2 separate regions of the Homo sapiens genome follow, and region 1 is linked to region 2. The links are chromatin contacts, found by Hi-C or POLR2A ChIA-PET in ENCODE. All regions are on one chromosome and are shown on one strand. Each heading gives the region's core, a stretch centred on a gene start or an enhancer-like site at or near the end of the contact. The rest is flanking DNA. Distances are from core to core; before and after follow the strand shown.

Region 1 (2,700 bases), core at 191-2,690, 420 kb after region 2:
TTATTTTGTTTTGGGAAATGTATAGGATTAAAGTAATAACTGGAAAGGAAATAAATGGAAACACGGAATGGAAACATTTCCTATTTTCCCTATTGTTATCTGAAGACAAACTTAATTTTTATGTTGCTACTTTCTCTCTTAAATATCCTCTTACTAAATAGTCTGTCGTATTAATTAGACTGGGTAGTCCTAACTCAAGAAAGCATTTGGCAATTAAAAGATGGAGGACTCAGGGTCTGACCGTTTTCCTTGGCCTTCATTTGGCTTTCTCTCTCTTTTCTCCCCTCCTTCTTCCCAGGCCTGGCTGGCTGGTGCCTGGACACCATTTGGGGCTCTGAGAGGGTTGTGGCTGCCAGCCCCCAGTCGCCAATGCCTGGTCAGGCACTCGTATCCCCTGTCCTGTTCACCATTTCTCCTTTCTCATTGTTCTCATAATTTGTCCTGCTTAAAACTCCTAGGTTCTAAGGGACACCCCTGCATTGCTTGCCTTTCCTTTGCTAGACACCAGAGAGAGGCTAAAAAGTGAAATGTGGCCTGGTGCAGTGGCTCATGCCTGTAATCCCAACACTTTGGGAGGCCAAGGCAGGCAGATCACTTGAGGTCAGGAGTTCAAGGCCAGCTTGGACAACACGACGGAATCCTGTCTCTACTAAAAATACAGAAATTAGCCAGGCATGATGACCCATGCCTGTAGTCCCAACTACTTGGGAGGTAGGAGGATGGCTTGAGCCCGGGAGGTCAAGGCTGCAGTGAGCTGAGATTGTACCACTGTACTCCAGTCTGGGTGACAAAGCAAGACCCTGTCTCAAAAAAAAAAAAAAAAAAAAAAAGTGGGCCAGGCACAGTGGCTCATGCCTGTAATCCCAGCCCTTTGGGAGGCTGAGGAGGGTGGATCACCTGAGGTCAGGAGTTCGAGACCAGCCTGACCTACATAGTGAAATCCTGTCTCTACTGAAAATACACAGTTAGCTGGGTGTGGTGGCGGGTGCCTTGTAATCCCAGCTATTCAGGAGGTTGAGGCAGGAGAATTGCTTGAACCCGGGATGCGAAAGTTGCAGTGAGCTGAGATCATGCCATTGCACTCTAGCCTGGGCAACAAGAGCAAAACTCCATCTCAGGAAAAAAAAAAAAAAATGCAATTCTGTTTTTGTCATCTTGTTGTTGAACTTGTCTGTATTTTAAATTACTTTCATGACTGAGTATATTTTGCCATACTCAGGAGATGCATTCTTCATGTACGTGTGTGCTAGAAACGCATCAGTCAGAGCAATAGTCCGTAGGAAGTAAGGGTCAAGGGCCTGGTTATTATTGTTTTTAGGGTACCTCTTAGAGAGCGGCTCATTAATGATCTACCTGTAGATAATTACTACCTCAGGCTGTAGGAATGGACTGTCCAGCCTCCTGCTTATTCTTCCCTTCCGTGGGGAGGAAACCCAGAGTCGACTGGCCCCAAAAGTCTTCCCATCCCCTGCCTGTTACAGGCTAACAGCTTCACTGATCTTGGTGAATTTCATGGCTTCTCAGCACCAGCCAGCGTATTACGAAGTCTTTTTGCTGATAAGATGCAAGGCCATATCACAAGCAGTTAACAAAAATAAACAGAAACTGCAGTGGCTGTAAATGCAAACATCGCTGTACACACAGGGGCCATGCTGTCTGGGGACAGGTACCCCTCCAGGCCTGAGGTGCCCCTGACCTGCAGGGACATCTGGGGTGAGCTGGTGGTGGCTACAGACTCCCATACTCCCCAAAAGGGTGGGCACATGATAAAAACGAGTCTGAACAGAAGACTGGACCTATTCCAAACATTTGTGAATCAAACACTCATAAACTAAAGGCTGGGGTGGTCAGTGGTTTTAGAGGCATGCCGTCCTTTAGATTAAAAGGTCCCTAAAGGTCATGGTTTGAGTCATGTCTGAAAAGCAAATAAAGTCTTTCCGTGAATTTCCCCACAGCTATCTTCTGGTAAAGGAAATAAGCACGTGTGCTTTTGTTGGTGAAAGCAGTTTTACAGGTTCAGGTGATGAAGGTCTTCTATCTAGTCATTTTTTGACCCTGTGAGGACAGTTCGTCAGATGAAATGGGAAGTATGAATTTTGTAGGACGTGGTTGGTTGGTTCACTAAACAGGCATGTACTGGGGACCTGTTAAACTCCAGATTCTGTCCTAGGTGGTCAGGACAGCAGCATGTAACAGAGATGGGGTCCCCACTCTTGGGGACTTCCATTTATTCAAACAAACAAATAATGACACAAATATCAAATAGTAATAAATGCTCTGCAGAGAATTAAAATATAGAGAGTGATTGGAGACATATTCATGTATCTTTAAAAAGAATACTAGAGAAGAGAAGATCAAAGATGGCAAGTAGCCTTTTTCAGATTTCATCAAATATGGTGTTAGGGGGCCCTCATTTGTCCACAAAAAATATGGTGACAAGGGATGATGACGTGAGTCAGAGTAAACACCATTTACTCACTTTGCGTCACTGTTTATTAGAAGGGCTGTTCGGACTTTCTAGTTGCCAAACTGGACCGTGTATGCTCTCTGAAGAGCGGGCGTATTCTTGGTCATCTTTGTGTCCCCAGCACATAGCACTGGGCCGGCTGTGTACTTGGTGTTCAGCAAACATGTCTTGAATGAGTGAGTGGAACAAAACTAAATTCATTAGAATTTTTCCTAAAGCCCTAAGTATAGAAA
Region 2 (2,840 bases), core at 38-2,537:
TTTCTCAGGCTCCTTATGTGCTTGGGCTTCTAAAGACCAGAGAAACCTGTGTCCAAGAGCTCAGACCAACCTTAAAGTTCTCATAGCTATTCATTATGTGAACACAGAGAGGCATTCCTGTATCAGGTCATAGTACAGTGGAGATGTGCCTGGGTATGAAATCAGCTTGACTTTTTCCTAGGAAACTACCTTTATAGTAATGTTTCCTTAATTCGAAATGTTTTGTTAAAAATAAATTAATCTGGTGCCAGGCATGGTGGCTCACACTTGTAACCCCAGCACTTTGGGAGCCCAAGGTGTGTGGATCACTTGAGGCCAGGAGTTCGAGACCAGCCTGGGCAACATGGCTCTCTACCAAAATGTATCTCTACTAAAAATACAAAAATTAGCTGGGCATGGTGGCATGCACCTGTAATCCTAGCTATTTGGGAGGCTGAGGCACAAGAACCCAGGAGGCGAAGGTTACAATGGGTCGAGATCATGCCACCACACTCCAGCCTGGATGACAGAGCAAGACGCTGTCTCAAAAAAAAAAAAAAAAAAAGTTAATCTGGACAAAAATAGTACCTACACAAGAGAAGCTAATTATAATACTGTACATTTGGAAGGTTCTTCACTGTTTATAAAGTGCTGCCTGTATAATCTTGCATTTCTGTTCTTTTTTCTTCTTTTTAAAAATCATTACTCTTTTTTTGAGACAGAGTCTTGTTCTATTGCCAAGACTGGAGTGCAGAGGCGCGATCTCGGCTCATTGCAACTTCTGCTTCCCAGGTTCAAGTGATTCTCCTGCCTCAGCCTCCCAAGTAGCTGGGATTACAGGCATGCGCCACCGCGCCTGGCTAATTTTTGTATTTTTAGTAGAGACGGGGTTTCATCATGTTGGCCAGGCTGGCCTCAAACTCCTGGCCTCAAGTGATCCTCCTGCCTCGGCCTCCCAGGGTGCTGGGATTATAGGCATGAGCCACCACTCCCAGACTACATTTCTGTTCTTTTACTTTCAGTTAATTGAATTGCTAGCTGTTAGCTTGCTGTTGGTAAATGAAGTCTCAACAGCATAACAATTGTGAGAGATGAAGGTGCAGAACCTCCTAATGATTCCAACGGCATGGGCTCCTCTTTGGCTTGGTGGAAGAAGTGGTGGGCAGGTAGTAAGGCAGCATTATCAGCAGGGGCCAGGCTACTTGGCCCACATCTGTTTACCTATGTCCCAGGCCAGCCTGCACTCATTAGATCAGTGCAGCCATAATTTGTTTGCACAGGAGGTGGCAGAGTGTGTACTTGTGTACTTGACCTCAGACATCAAATACTTAAGTTTTGAAAGTACTGAACTGTGATGTCAGCTTGGTTTCATAGGCTTTCAGGCCAGCTCAGAGCATAGAACAGGAGATACCCTAATCAAAGATTAACTTTTCATCACAGAAGCAGAAGGGTTTAAAGGATGCCTTGAGCTTACTGGTTATCTCAGGTATGTGCTGCCAGCGGACACCCAGCCCTCCCTGCCCCATGCGCCATGTGCTCGGGCAAATGTCAACAGTGGACATTACCTGCCTTGGCTGGTTGACTTTTGCTCCTGAAGCCAGCAGTAATCGAATAACATCCAAGTAACCACCTTGGGCAGCTAGGAAGAGGGCAGTGGCTCCATCCTGAGAGAGAACAAATTAAAAGCATTAAAAACATTATCTTTCACACTTATTTTAAAAGAAATTAGGGCGGGTGCAGTGGCTCATGCCTGTAATCACAGCACTTTGGGAGGCCTAGGTAGGTGAATCCAGGAGATAGAGACCAGCCTGGCCAATATGGTGAAATCCCGTCTCTGCTAAAAACACAAAAATTAGGCTGGGCACGGCGGCTCACGCCTGTAATCCTAGCACTTTGGGAGGCCGAGGCAGGTGGATCACCTGACATCCGGAGTTCGAGACCAGCCTGGCCAACAGGGCGATACCCCATCTCTACTAAAAATACAAAATAATTAGCCAGGCGTGGTGGCGGGCACCTATAATCCCAGCTACTCCGGAGGCTGAGGCAGGAGAATCGCTTGCACCTGGAGGCAGAGGTTGCAGTGAGCTGAGATCGCGCCACTTCATTCCAGCCTGGGCAAAAGAGCAAAACTCCTCCTCAAAAAACAAAAAATCAAAAAACAAAAAACAAATAAAAATACAAAAATTAGCCAGGTGTGGTGCTGCATACCTGTAATCCCAGGTACTCGGGAGGCTGAGGCAGAAGAATCTCTTGAACCCAGGAGGTGGAGGTTACAGTGAGCCAAGATTGCATCACTGCATTCCAGCCTGGGCAACAGAGTGAGACTCTGTCTCAAAATAAATAAAATAAAATAAATTAGATTTAAAATATACACATTTAATATAATTTTCCATCTCCATCTCTTTGTAGGTTTCCACCTTTTTGTCAATGAAGAGCCAAATGTTAGATATACAAATCCCCCAAACCTCATTTTTAAAAAATTTATTTTTAATATATTTTTAAATTTCTAAAAATTCTTTTTTTTTTTAATTAGCTGGGCGAGGTGGCATGTGCTTATAGTCCCAGCTACTTGGGGGCACTGAGGCAGGAGGATCACTTGAGCCTGGGAAGTTGAGGTTACAGTGAGCCATGTTTGGGCCATTGCACTCCAGGCTTAGGGAACAAAGTGAGACCCTGTCTCAAAAAAAAAAAAAAAGAAAAAAAAGAAAAAAAAATTGAGAGTAAAAGGTGTCCTTTTAATTAGATCTTTCCTACCCTTTTCTCTTTCTTGTCCCCTTATCCTTGTTCCCCCAACATGAGGGTTCTGCAAGAATTAAGATACAATATGCAGCTGGGTACGATGGCATACACCTGTGGTCCCA

The links. Hi-C counts contacts between places; a loop is a spot of excess contacts on that map. ChIA-PET counts read pairs that join two places held with the same protein, here RNA polymerase II (POLR2A). Pooled maps may share reads with other maps.
Region 1: a loop to region 2 is called in a map with no recorded cell type, with 2.8 times the contacts of the local background. The contact joins two enhancer-like sites. A Hi-C loop is called at or near these places in 1 of 37 single-sample maps with no recorded cell type and 4 of 50 pooled maps. POLR2A ChIA-PET finds 5 or more read pairs at or near these places in 1 of 52 experiments (Panc1).

The regions. Positions count from the first base shown.
Region 1 is chr18:24,049,757-24,052,456 of GRCh38, forward strand. The region is part of intron 1 of TTC39C (tetratricopeptide repeat domain 39C); the gene reads left to right. Among named protein-coding and RNA genes, the nearest start is that of TTC39C-AS1, 36 kb to the left of the region's middle. Within about 2 kb of position 1,441, at least 5 of the 41 ENCODE cell types and tissues checked have a DNase peak (open chromatin) inside an H3K27ac peak, as active enhancers do.
Region 2 is chr18:23,628,309-23,631,148 of GRCh38, forward strand. It overlaps ANKRD29 (ankyrin repeat domain 29), which reads right to left. Exons shown (of 10, transcript NM_173505.4): 6 at 1,545-1,643. Among named protein-coding and RNA genes, the nearest start is that of ANKRD29, 33 kb to the right of the region's middle. Within about 2 kb of position 1,288, at least 6 of the 41 ENCODE cell types and tissues checked have a DNase peak (open chromatin) inside an H3K27ac peak, as active enhancers do.